Linked DNA regions of Homo sapiens: region 1 is linked to region 2. A link is a contact called in ENCODE Hi-C or POLR2A ChIA-PET data. All regions are on one chromosome and are shown on one strand. The core of a region is the stretch at or near the end of the contact, and the rest is flanking DNA. Distances in the headings are between cores, read along the strand shown.

The links. A loop is a pair of places that touch in the nucleus more often than their neighbours do. ChIA-PET counts read pairs that join two places held with the same protein, here RNA polymerase II (POLR2A). Pooled maps may share reads with other maps.
Region 1: a map of endothelial cell of umbilical vein shows a loop between it and region 2 (4-fold over the local background). The contact joins two enhancer-like sites. A Hi-C loop is called at or near these places in 2 of 168 maps with a recorded cell type or tissue (PC-9 and endothelial cell of umbilical vein) and 2 of 50 pooled maps. POLR2A ChIA-PET finds 5 or more read pairs at or near these places in 2 of 52 experiments (PC-9 and Panc1).

The regions. Positions count from the first base shown.
Region 1 is chr18:22,665,432-22,672,221 of GRCh38, forward strand. No RefSeq gene overlaps it. Among named protein-coding and RNA genes, the nearest start is that of CTAGE1, 250 kb to the left of the region's middle. RefSeq lists an enhancer at 2,691-2,835 and a cis regulatory region at 2,755-2,772. Within about 2 kb of position 2,685, at least 5 of the 41 ENCODE cell types and tissues checked have a DNase peak (open chromatin) inside an H3K27ac peak, as active enhancers do; they include endothelial cell of umbilical vein, where a contact is called at or near this core.
Region 2 is chr18:22,558,298-22,565,376 of GRCh38, forward strand. The region is part of intron 2 of LOC124904265 (a long non-coding RNA gene); the gene reads left to right. Among named protein-coding and RNA genes, the nearest start is that of CTAGE1, 140 kb to the left of the region's middle. Within about 2 kb of position 4,979, at least 5 of the 41 ENCODE cell types and tissues checked have a DNase peak (open chromatin) inside an H3K27ac peak, as active enhancers do; they include endothelial cell of umbilical vein, where a contact is called at or near this core.

The DNA.
Region 1 (6,790 bases), core at 1,435-3,934, 100 kb after region 2:
CTTTGGGTTTTATATTTATGTGTTTAATCCATCTTGAGTTGATTTTTGTACATGGTATAAGGAAGAGGTCCAGTTTCAGTCTTCTGCATATGACTAGCCAGTTATCCAAGCACCATTTATTGAATAGGCAATCCTTTCCCCATTGCTTGTTTTTGTCAGGTTTGTCAAAGATCAGATAGTTGTAGATGTGAGGACTTATTTCTGGGTTCTGTATTCTGTTCCATTGGTCTATGTGTTTGTTTTTGTACCAGTACCATGCTGTTTTGATTTCTGTAGCCCTGTAGTATAGTTTAGAGTCATGTAGTGTGATGCCTCCAGCTGACAAATAATATATATAATATAATATATAATATATAATATGATATATAATATATATTACATATAATATATATATGATATATAATATATATTATATATAATATATAACATATATATGATATATAATATATATTATATAATATATAATATGATATATAATATATATTATATAATATATAATATGATATATAATATATATTATATAATATATAATAAATATACAATATATTATATATTATATTATAAATATATTATATCTATAATATCTATAATATATATTATATACATACCATGGAATACTATGCAGCATAAAAAAAGAATGAAATCATGTCTTTTGCAGCAACATGAAAGGAGCTGGAAGTAATTATTCTAAGTGAAACAATTCAGAAGCAGAAAATAAAATAGCACATGTTCTTACTTATAAGTGGGAACTAAACAATGAGTACATATGGACAAAAAGATAGAAATAATAGACAGTGGGGACTCCAAAATAGGAGAGGGTAGAAGGAGGTGAGGGTTGAAAAATTACCTATTGGGTACAATGTTCACTATTTGGGTGATGGGTATACTAGGAGCCCAAACCTTGCCATTATGCAATATATCCATGCAACAAACCAACACATGTACCCCCTGAATCCATAATTTTAAAAAAAATGAAAAACAAAAATGTAAAAAGTTTTAAAAAGATAGAAGTGAGTACTATCAAGCTGACCATAATGAAGATACTAGTTGATGTTTCAATGAAAATGTGTATTTACTGATCTGAGTCAAGACAGGTAAACCTCAGACACCTCAGCTCCAACCCCAACAAGTATCTGAACTCTGCTCTTGGCCTTCCTCCTGCCCTTTGGACTTGGACTTTGTTTTGCTTTCCCTGGTTCAACCTACTCTCGACAGATGTAGGTTGCCTCTGCACTTGCCTCAGCACTCTGGTTCTTCTTGTTCTATTTCAGGAAATGTTTATCTCTGTATCTCCAAGCCTAGCTCAATACCTAACACAAAGTAGGAATTCAGCTGATGCTTATTTAAGGAATGAGTTGCCGTGAGAATGGCAAAGAAATCTCAATGAAGGGAGAGATACTGGACACCTGCTCCAGGGCTCACCTCACCAAAGCGGCAGTTTTCCTTTCAGTGTTCAGTGTCTACTTTTCTCTCCAGGAAAACACTGATCCAATTGCTTCTCATCGGCAAGATTATTCAAGTAATCTTAGATGTGCAAACAAGCCACGGTGGCCCTTGTGTCAGGCAGAACCAGGGCCCCCTGCAGTTGCCCATCATACTTCATGTCTTATGAGATGATCCCTGAGCAGCACTGGAGACCCCAGACAGAAGATGCCTTTTTGATGCTATTAAGATCTTTCTATTAGTGTGGAGGGAATAAAAGGGGCAGGGAAGAACACCCATCCCTGGGGTGTTTCTTTACAGAGCACCCATCGCTCCAAAAGCAGGGGTCACTTTGTGAAGGTAAGATCATATTTTTACAGTGCTATCTTCTGAATGAGAGGAAATCCACACGCCAGACAGCCTCCTGTCACCAGACGGCCTGTATCAGCCTCACTATGTGGACTGGTGCAGTTAAGCCCTGAAAGATGGTGTGCGGGGGTGTCAGACACAGCCCAGGCAGGGGAGGGAGGAACTTCAGAGCAGGCAATCCCACCTCCTGGGAAGGACTGGCCTTGTGACCTTAGCCAGTGTCTTCCAGCCTCCTCAGGACCCTCCTTGGTAAAGCAAAGATTAAACACTGACCCATCCACCCAGATCATGTGAGTGAAACAGCAGCCCCACTGGAAAGGTATTGGAGAATAGAACTCTTTATTTTTTTTTAGAAACATGAACATTTCCATTAATCTTCTCTGCCCCCAAATTGTGGTTTCTGGTTCCTTGATTCTTACAAATAAAAGAGAGAAACAGTTTTGGAGAACAACGTGTCTTGGCCCTAAGAATAATTTTCTTACTTGTGCAGTTGAGGACGGTTTATTATGGGTCTGTTTAGTGTCTCGGTCAAGGGAGGGAAGGAATAAAATGTTGATCCAAGAAGCCATCTTGCTCTGAGGAGTGATGAAGTACATTTTTGTGTGCTGAGGCACTCTTATGGGTTGAATTTCTTTACAGAATGAGCCCAAGTAGGCAGGTACAGTAATAGAATGGCTCACTGGGAGATTATTAGCAACACCAGAGGCTTATCTGTCCTTGTGTCTCTGGGGAGAAGCACAAAGAGGGGGAACTAATCCACTCCAAGAAGAAGAAAGAGATGGCACCTTATCCCTAATTTGATGTATCACTCGTAGGGTAGGTAGGAAAGTTCTTCAGTTCCATTTGGCCTAGGCAGTGAATTACTCCTCATATTTCTATTTTCTAGTGGTCAGTGAGCTATGAGTCATGCAGTGACTCATAGCATCATCATCAATGTATATTTGGGGGTGCTCTCAGGGTTCCTGGGTTCGTGCTGATAAGGAAAGCCAGGCTTTGTTATGACTGAGTCTTTTTCCGTGCTATGTGTTTCGTGTGTTTTTTTAGCCGCCACAACCATCCTGATGGTGTCATACCACTCAGAATGATAGAAATGTCTTACTTTTTTGGAAACTAGATAAACAAGAATATCATGCATTTGGGAAATGTTTAAATGTACACCCACATGTCAGGCCCACTAAGTGTGTATTTGAAAAATCATTTTCATTTTTATCATGCTTTGACAAAAGGAAGTACATCAACGCTCTGTTTAGGAAAAATATACTGTACTCTGCTACTGAACAGCTATGTGGCCTTGGGCACGTCTCTTAACTTCCCAGGGCCTCAGTTTCCTCATTCACTGTCTACTTTCCTGATTCTACCGTAACACTTCATTAGGTTGCAAACTATGTCTAGAAGGTAGCAGCACCCCCATCTCTCATTCAAAGGGCCTTCTCAGGACACACCCTCCTCTACCAAGGCTGTGCTCACTGATGACTTCTCCATGAGCAGCTGACTGAACTTGGTTTGTAGGAAGTTCATACAATCTGCTGGCACCAGCAAGAAATGGAATGCTGGAAGCTTCCAGCTTCACTCAAGTACATTTAACCATTCAACAGACACTTATTGAACATGTCCTATATGCCAAGCACTGAATGCCAAGGATCCAGCAATGTCAAAGCAGACAATGTCCTTCTTCTCATGCAGCTTACCTTGTAGTGTGGGAAGTGGAAAATAAACAACATAAATAGGTAAATTATGCAGAAGGTGTTAACAACTATGGAAAAATAGAGCAGTTTGAGGGATAAGGATGCTGGTGTATTGGCAGAGAAAGAGGGTTAAGGCCTGGCTTCACTGTAAAGGTGGTGTTTGACTAAGACTTGCAGGTGAGAGAGTGAACCATAAGGATATCTTAGGAGGACTGGCCCAGGTAGAAGAAAGAACCGCTGCAGAGACTCTGGGGAGACATATGGCTGGCATGCTGGAGGAGCATCAAAGTGGCCAATGTGGCTGGAGCAGAGTGAATTCAGCGCAGTGTAGGGGATGAGGCAGGGGGTACAAGGGGTCAAAGCGTGTAAAGCCTCATAGAGGCTTTACAAGGCTTGACTTTCACTTTGAAAGAAATGAGAAGCCATTGCAGGATTTTGAACAAAGGAATAGCCAGATCAGGCCGGGCGCGATGGCTCACGCCTGTAATCCCAGCACTTTGGGAGGCCAAGGCGGGTGGATCATGAGGTCAGGAGATCAAGACCATCCTGGCTAACACGGTGAAACCCCATCTCTACTAAAAATACAAAAACTTAGCCAGGCGCGGTGGCGGGCACCTGTAGTCCCAGCTACTCGGGAGGCTGAGGCAGGAGAATGGCATGAACCCGGGAAGCGGATGTTGCAGTGAGCCAAGATAGTGCCACTGCAGTCCGGCCTGGGCGAAAGAGCGAGACTCTGTCTCAAAAAAAAAAAAAAAAAAAAAAAAAAAGGAATAGCCAGATCTGACTTACATTTTATAATAAAGCTCAATCTGTTTATTAATGGAAGAATAAAATGAAGGGAAGTGGCAAATCTGAGTCACTAAAACAATTTAGGAAGCTGTTGGGATAAATTATGCTTGCATGGACCAGAATAGTAGCAGGAAGATGCCAGAGGTGGTTGGATTCTAAATATAATTTGAAGGTAGACCCTTTAAAATTTCCAGGTGGATCGGAGGTGAGATGTGAGAAAAAGAGAATTGTGGACAGCTTCAAGGTCAAGAACCTCTTTGGTAGTGGATGCTCTTTGGGGTTTTAATATGAGACATAAAGATCCATATGCTCTATGATCACTCCCAAGGGTCCATCCCACAACTCCTTTCCCTATTTGCTCCTTATTTTCTATTCTTATTCCTTCCAGGCCTCTGACCAATAAACCAAGCCATTCACACCACTGCTCAGGGGCCTTGTAGATCTGTACTATGGGCCACTGCTCCCTGCTGGGTTACACTCCTGAAGTCACTCTGAACCCACCCACAGTTTGCTGTGGAGGCCGTAGTTAAAAAGCAAATGGCCAACGGCAGCTGAGACAGGTGAAATTGGGAGATATGAAGGACTCAAAAGAGGTGTTTCAGACACAAGGTCATTTATTTCTGTTACTATGTTTTTTATTTCTAGCATTTCCCTTTTATGATTTCTTGAGTTCCCATCTCTGTTTATATTACCCATCTTGCATGTTCTTGCATGTTGTCTACCTTTTTTTCCATCAGAGCTCTCAGCACATTAATTATAGTTATTTTAAATTTTTGGTTGGTCTGATAATCTTAAAATCTCTGCCAAATCTAAGTCAGGTTCTGTTGCCTGCTTTGTCTTTTCAGGCTATGTTTGTTTTTTCTTGCCCATTAGCGCACCTAAATTTTGTTGAAAGTTACACATGATATATTAGGTAATAGAACCTGAGGTAAGTCAGTCTTTGGTGTGAGGGTTTATGATTACCTGGTTAGGAGCTACACTTTACTTTTTGTTGTAGCTATAAGCGTCTGAGGCTTCAATTTCTTCTACTGTCCTTGTTTTTGTCTCTCCAGTTATCTTTGGGTTTCCCTAGAAATGTCTTTTTAAATAGAGTCTGAGCCTTGCAGACTTTTCAACTATTATCATCTGTTATGATTTAGGAGTTTAGTTGACACATCAATGAGATATGTAACTGGCGGGGGACATTCTATAATTCCATAATTAGGTCTCAATTTTTTAATGAGCCTGTGCTCTTGGGCTGTGAACTTCATAAATGCTTCTTAATTTTTTTCCCTCTCAGGTGAGATAGGAAAGTTAGTTAGGGTGAGAGTTGGGTATTTTCCTTCCCCTACATTATTTAGATTCTAGAAATGTAAATTCCTTTGAGAGCAGGCAGAGGACAGAACACTCCAAGCTTATTTCAAAATGGGTACTTTCCCTGTCTTGCTGGAAGCCCAGGGGGATTTTTCTCCAGTCTCCACTATGAGAGAACACCTTGTGGGGCTTAGGGAAGTAAAACTCCAAAAGTGAGAGGAATCGCCCCACCACTAAGTTTTTAACTCTCAAACTAGTCCACACTCAGCTTCCAGCAGTTCATCATTACAGTTTAAGTTTCTGGCTCCAGCAGCTTCTGCTCCCACTAAGCTGTGATTCTCTGTATTCTCCTTTCTCTCCAGTTTTTAAGGCACTAGTTTGCTCTGTGACCTTAATTCTCTGATGAATCTAAGAAGTGTTGTTGATTTTCAGTTTGTTCCACTTTTGTCTTGTTGTAAGGATGGGAGTGATGACTTCTAAGCTGGTTACACATTGGAGTGGAAACTGGAAATTTAAATTTTTAAATGGGAATGAACGCCTTGTTCTTGGGACAGAACAATATAATGGATGTTAATTCCCCCTTGATTTAATCTGTACAATCAATTCCATTCAAATTCTCAATTAGTTCTTTTCAGGAAATTGAAAAAGTTATTTTAAATTCATTTAAAAATTAGAAGATGTGACAAAAAGCCAATAAAATATAAAAATAAAAGTGATAAGGAGCCTGTTCTACCAGGTATCAAAATGTATTACAAAGCTATAATAATTAAAATATCCAGGAACTATGCCAAAGTGTATACTCAAATGATTAGAACAGAATGGCTGGTGCAAAAATAGACCAAAGTTCATCTGAGAATTCATTCTATGATTAAAGCAGAATTTCATATCAGAGAGGAAAATATGGATTATATTGAGACAACTGGTTAGATATTTTGGAGGAAAAATAAAGTTAGATCCACCCTGATACCTTGAATCAAAATAAATTCCAAATAGTTCAAAATTGTAAATATTAAAATTAACAGTAAAAGTGCCACCAGCAATGAAACTGGTGACTTCACTGCATTTCTGCTCCTCTCCTTTTCCAACTCCAATTCAACTGCCAACTGCATCCTCTGTTTTCAGTCTTATTTTGTTAATAATTAGGATACCTAAGGCTGTAATATTTCCTCTGAATTTAGCATTATCTGTATAACATAGATTTTGGTAGGAAGTATTCTCTTTTATATTATGTA
Region 2 (7,079 bases), core at 3,729-6,228:
CCCTGTACCGAGTACTTAATATACATTGTTCTACTGTATTTCATTTAATTCTTACAACAAGCCTACATAAAGTAGATACTATTATCTCCACTTTATGTTAACAAGAGCTGAAGTTTGGAGATTCTATTACTCTCTATCCCTGTTGTTTAATCTGATAGCCGCTAGCTGCAAGTGGCTGTTAGGAATTTAAAATGGGCAACAAAGAAACTTAATTTTTTATTTAACTCCAAATTCTCATTTAATTCAAATTTTATTTTATTTCACATTAGTGTAAATTCACACTTAAGAACTAACACTGGATTCAGTTATTGAAAAATGCTTAAATATTTTTGGAACAATGTGAGTATGTGAATCAATTTTTTCAACTCTAAGTTTTATGAAATGTAACTACAGATCAAGTATTTCCAATGAAAAATTTGTGTCTGAATTGAGATGTGTTGTGAGTGTAATTTTTCGAAGATTCACTGTGAAAAAATATATGAAATATCTCATTTATAATTTTTATATTGATTACATATTGAAATAATGTTTTGAATATATCAGATTAAAAATATATTGTTAAAATTAATTTCACCTGTTTTACCTTTTCACTTTCTTTTATGTGACTACTGGACATTTTTCAATTCCCTAAGGGAATTGAGTTCCCCGGGGCTGACGGGGAGCACGGCCTGGGCAGCCCTTTCCCGAGGATGTCCCAGTGGAGACGGGCTCACACCGAGGTGCGCGCACATGCGCGTCTGCGCGGTCCGCCGCGGGTGGACCGAATCTCACCCCGTGCCCACGACCGGCGGGCTTTCCTGTTTGCCTTTTTGAACTCTGTTTTCTTTGAGTCTTGGAGAGAGCCAGGGGCTGTGATGTCACTGTATAAACAGAGGGAAGGGTGGGGGCGAAAGTTGCATTGGAGCGAACCCGGCGGTGGAGGAGGGCTGGTGGGAGGATGGGGGTGGGGAGGGAGATTTTTTTTTTAAAAGTGGTTTGGTCTCGGGGGTGTAGGGGCAGCGGGGGACTCTGCAGAGTCCCGATAAAGAAACAGAATGGGACTGCCAGTCCCTAACCTAGGGGCGGGGAGGGGGACGTGGCTGGAAGAGACAGGGGTTGGTGGGGGGAGGTTGGAAAAATATGGGACGCCTAGAGCTAATTCCTCTGATTAAAAATGCATTAGTTTGGAGGTGTCAGGGACACGCAGCTGTTTTCAAGGAAAGCCTGGCTCCAAGAGGTCCTCCCCGGCCGGGCCGCCTGGCGGCTCCATCCCGGGTGGGTGTCAGCGAGCGCGCAGCCCCCGACGCTTGTCCTCTCCCTGACAGGGCCCTGGCCAATGTCCTGCTGCTGCGGGTCGTGGTAATTTACATCCTCTCTGTGTACATTAACTTATCTGCAGCCGCGCTGGCTGCGCTCCTTCAGTCAGCCTGTCTCCTGCGCAGCCTGGGAGCCTTCCCCGACCCAGCGACCCACCGGGCGGCCGGGGGCGACTGGGGAACCCTGGGAATCACAACAACCGCCCGGTTCCGACCCGGCCCGGACGCCCGCGGGGGCGGGGGACTCTGTGGGGCCAGGCGTGGAGGGCCGGCGAGCCCGGCTCGGGCAGGGCAGAGGCGGGCGGCCGGGGGCTGGCGGCGAACACTTAGTGGCTAATTCATGACTCATGACTCATGCGCAGGCTCCTCTTCAGTGACAGCCGGGACAGTTCCTGGTTATTTGTAGCCCCCCGGCTTTCATTTCGCTGTAATTAAGCAGTCATTTGAGGGTCATTTCATCCCCGTTATAGGTTTCTCTGTTTTAATCATGCTTTGAGTTCCAGTGGGGGCAGCAGGGAGTGGAAGGGGAGGTTGGGAAGGAGGCGTGGAGGGCAAGAGGGTAATCGTCTCTGAGAACGCGTGCACTTTTCATAACTCTTCCCGTGACAGGCCCTGGTGCAGGCTCCGCAGACGCCGACGCCCGGCGCTCCGCTCCGGGGCGCGGGCCAGATCCTCTTCCCTGACACCCGCGGTCTTCCCTGAGAAGAGGTCTGGCCCTTTTTGAGTCAGATGTTGGATTTTCTGCTTTCCCCTCTGGCACCACACTAATCATTCTCTTTAATCGCTGTAGCTTTTTAATGAGGCCAAGTAGGTATTTATGGAGCCGTCTACTCTCCAAACGCTGATGCTTGATAAGTCATTTATAACTTATCGGTGGGCTTTGCATAGGCCAAACCCAGAAGAAAGGAAGTGAGAATAAAATAGAGGCTGGATTTTACGAGGAACCTTCAGCGTATCTTCAGGTCCTAGATGGTACCAAGCCCTTGTGGGAAATGTTCAATCCATCAGACATAAGAATAAGAAACGGCCACAGCCTGTCCGAATTTTGTGAAAATTCTCTGGCTGTCATTCTTGATTTTTTTTTTTTTAATTCCCTCCACTTTCTCCTTTGGCTGGTTCATGTATTCTTTAGATATCATTTGAAGCTTCCATTCCAAGGCCAAGTCTAAGATGTTCTTTAAAGAAATCTTAAGCTATTGCATTTGGAGGGCACACAGATTGAAACTGAAAGGACTGGAAAGAAATAAAGGACAGAAACCAGATTTTCTGTCATTGCAAAGAGTAGGTGCCACAGGCTCCAAATCTCAGTAGATATTAAAGTTAAAGCAGGAGTCTGCGGTAACAGTAGGAGGGTGGTTGCTTTCAAAAGAGAAGGGAAGAGAGAAAACCTGTCCAAGAAAGGGCAGGAGAAAGAGTGAGAGAGAAACAACACAGACTAGAAAAACAAAATGAATGAATCAATCAACATATGAGTATTTAATGTGCATTAAGGAAACTTCAAAAATGTTTTCAGCCATAAAATGGAATAAAATACTGATACATGCTATAACCATGGATGAGCCTTGAGAACTTTAAACTAGGTGAGAGAAGCCACTTATAAAAGACCACATATTCTATAATTCCATTTAGATGAAACGTCCAGAACAGGCAACTCTATAGAGACGGGAAGTAGATTAGCTGTTACCTTGAACTGGGGGTGGGGGTAGGAGTAAGGGGACTGGGGGAGCGACTGCTAGAATTAATTGTGATGGTGATTGTACAACTCTGAATATGCTAATAACCACAGACTTACATGCTTTAAATGGGTGAATTGTATAGTATGTGAATTATATCTCAATAAATCTGTTACTGAAAACAGTTTCCGTTAAGTTAAATAGAAGCAGGTCCCAAAACAGCACCACTAAAAAATTCTCTTGCTAAGTGCACTGCTCCTTCCTATATGACAATGTAAACAGCAAATACTGTTCCTAGGACGGGGTCTGGTTTTTCACTTGGTCCCCAGTGCCTAGAACAATGCTGCTTATGGAAGGTACACAACAAATATTTGCTGGAAGAGAACTTGCAAATAACCAGATGGCCAAATTCAGACTTATACCACGCTCACCCTGCCATCTCTTCGCTGCACCCTCTAGCTTTCCAATATTATCATTTTATATATATAAAATATACAAATATATATTATTATATATACAAATGTATATTATTATATATAGTATCATTATTATTATTAATACAGCTAGTACTAATAACTAACAAACAACATTTTGTTTATATATTTTGTGCCAGGCACTGTACATATATTTGCTTCTAATCCTTATAAAACCCAGCAATGTAAACCCACTGAACCCAGGTCTGTCTGGCTCCCAAAGTTTTAGTCTATTATAAACACCGCCTGCTAAAAACACTAAACACAAAGGCAAGGAGAAACATCAACGAACATGCAAAAGAGAACCAGCCAAAGTCACCGACAGAGGAAACCAAAGAAAATCTGGTTTCTATGTTTATTTTAGTTTTAATTTTTATTTTTTTGAGACAGAGTCTCGCTGTTACCCAGGCTGGAGTGCAGTGGTGTGATCATGATTTCTATGTTTAAGCTGAAAGAAGTATCAAGAAGCATCACTCAAACACATCACTCAAAGAACGATGGCTTGTCTTATTTAAAATTATATCACTCATAGAACTATGGCTTGTCTTATTTAAAATTACGATAATTTTATACTAACCATGGATTATATATGCAACAGCTACGGAGGACTTACTATGTACATAGTTCACAGGAGCTTATGTTCGAGCCTGTTATAAAAGCTACTGTCTCTTAAAAAAAAAACAAAAATGAGTGCTCAGTATATTTGTCTAAGTAGTGAACAAAAGGTTTAACCGTACAGTAATGGAAACATTCTGGTTTCCCAAAACCTCTTCCTAAAGCTGAAACATTTTTGTGGAAAGTTAAGGAAAAGACCCAGAACTCTATGAAGGGCTGCCTAAATGACTACCCACAAAAGTAGCTGGGGAGAAATACAAATTAGAATACATCCAAACTATTCGAAAGCTACTGTGGTGTGTGCTTGGGCTTGAGCCTGCTGCCTAGGTGTTCATTAAGTGTTCATAATATTTCTTATGTCCATAATCCAAGATTCCAGACCCACATCCCAACCAAGACTCAGACCCGCCATCTTATCTCATGCATATTAGTTGGTATATATTGATACTACTTGTAATAATTATCCTAGAAAGACACAAAAACCTTCTAATAAAAGGTTCTATATTCCTCTATCTACTTTGCTATCAGAATTTTGCTCTAAGATTTATAATGAATAGCCCCCATTTTCAAGTTGGAAAAACCAAGTACCCCCTGAAAGTACTTACTGAAACTGTCCCAAAGATCCATAATAGTAATAGGAAAAAATCTCAGCATGTCCTTCTCCCAACTGTTAGAGATACTCACCTCCTATTTAATGTGATAGGAGGTGTTCCTTCTACTTACAAAAAATTCGTATATATATTTAATTTTTTCTTAACTAAGTCTGAAAAGGAGAGACAACCTAGGCCATAAGTATGGAAAAGATGTATAGTTTCCCTCTCTCCTTTTTATGGGCGACTCCAAAGTGAAAGTCCAACCACTTAGGCGGATGAGCTTCAAGAAACTCTTCTCAGGACTGTGGAATGTGCACTGTGTCTACAGTCATCCATCCCTAAGCATATGTGGTTGTCACCCTCTAGTGGATGATCTATGATAATAGTTGGCAGCCTCCTGTGGGGCACAAGCACGATATTATCCAAGACTCACCTATCTTTAAGACGTAAATGACAGATAAGACTGCACCACAACTCTTCAGTCTTGGACACATATTTCCTAGGAAAATGGGTGCGCACGTGCTGTTTATTCAGTCTGCCATTCCCTGCTTCTTTTGAGTCTGTGTTTGTGTTTCCTACTGGTGTCTGGCATTTTCAAGAACAATACACATTTCCTTGAGGCAGACTTCTCCTACCATTGAGATAGTCCTAGGCAATTGATTCCCAGATATTGTTTGTATCCAGACTGGTCTTGAAAGCTTTCTCTATCTGCAGGTCTACTGGGTGTACCCAACTATTTAGCTGGTAACCAGGCACTTGCCAGTAGAATGCCAGTTCTGTGTTGAACAATTTGATCTACCTAGGAAAGTTGTGGACGATAAATATTGTTTCCATGTTTGCCGCTGTGTAAGGAGCCTAAACATAGATTCTTAGAGACTCTGATAGAATTTTTAGAGGTGGAAATGATAGGGTTTGCATTACCTTAAATTTTCAAGACTCAACACCAAGCATTAGATTGGAAAATAGAACTTTTTACAAAAGCCCTCTAAAATGAAGTCTGGCTTTGAATTCATTAGTATTACTAGATTCAAAATATAATCACATGATTTTCTTCTCTCCATTTTATTAGGTAACTGAAGATTTACATCTGTAAATCTGGATGGGAACTGAATTCCTACATCATAGACAGTTTCAAGGAGGGAAGGATTATGTGTTCAGGAAATACTCTGCATTCTCAAAACTCTACATTGTTGGTGCTTAGATTTGCTCTGTGAGAACCTACTGAAATAAACCTTTTCTCTGGAAGACAAGTACAGTTTCCCGAAGATCTGTTTATTTGCCAGCAGAGGAGTTGAATATTTGAAGCCAAGCCACCTTGGTTCTAAATCTGTGGTTAAATGGAAATCAGAGCACTGAGATATGCGGTGCCCCTCCCCACTCTTACTCATTTGAAAGATGAAGAAACTGAGGCTTGGCAAGGTTGAGTGGAGTTCACATAGCTAGCTAACCACAGAGCTGGCACCAAACAGGAGCCCAGCTCTCCAACTCCTAGGCCCTTGCCTCTCAGGTGGAATTTTCTTAGTGATTAGGAGAAAATCAGTTCCCTAGCCCTGTTCACAAGAGTTTATATTCTGTTTGGTTAAAAAGCATTTTTCTTGTTGTAAGAAATAAGTAACATAAAATTTACCATTTTAACTTTTTTTTTTTTCCCCATAGAGTCTCGCTCTGTCACCCAGGCTGGAATGATGCAGTGGCGAGCTCTCAACTCACTGCAACTTCCACCTCCTGGGTTCCAGCAATTCTCCTGCCTCAGCCTCCCAAGTAGCTGGGACTACAGGTACGCGCCACAGCGCCCAACTAATTTTTGCATTTTGTAGTAGAGACGGGGTTTCACCATATTGGCCAGGCTGGTCTCAAACTCCTGACCTCATGATCCGCCCACTTTTGCCTCCCAAAGTACTGGGATTACAGGCGTGAGCCACTGTGCCTGGCCCATTTTAAGTGTTTTAAGTGTACAATTTTGTGGCATTAAGTACATTCACATAATTGAGCAACTATCCCCAGCATCTATTTCCAGAACTTTAAAAAATCTTCCCAAACAAACTCTGTCTCCACTATCTAATAATTTCTCATTCTCCCCTACCCTCAGCCCCTGGCAACTACTATTCTACTTTTTGCCTTTACGAATTTGACCACTGTAGGTGCCTCATATAAGTGGAATCAAACACTATTTGCCCCTTTGTTACTGGCATGTTTCACTTAGCATATTTTCAAGGTTAATCCATGTTGCAGCATGTCAGAATTTCCTTCATTTTAAACGCTAAATAATATTCCTGTGTTTGTCTGTGTGTGTGTGTGTGTGTGTGTGTGTGTGTGTGTATTACACTTTGTTTTGTTTGTCCATTCATCCGTCAATAGATACTTGGGAAAAATATTTTTTAAATGCACAATAAAAATAAATATAAATATGTAAGAAGTAAAAGCATCTCT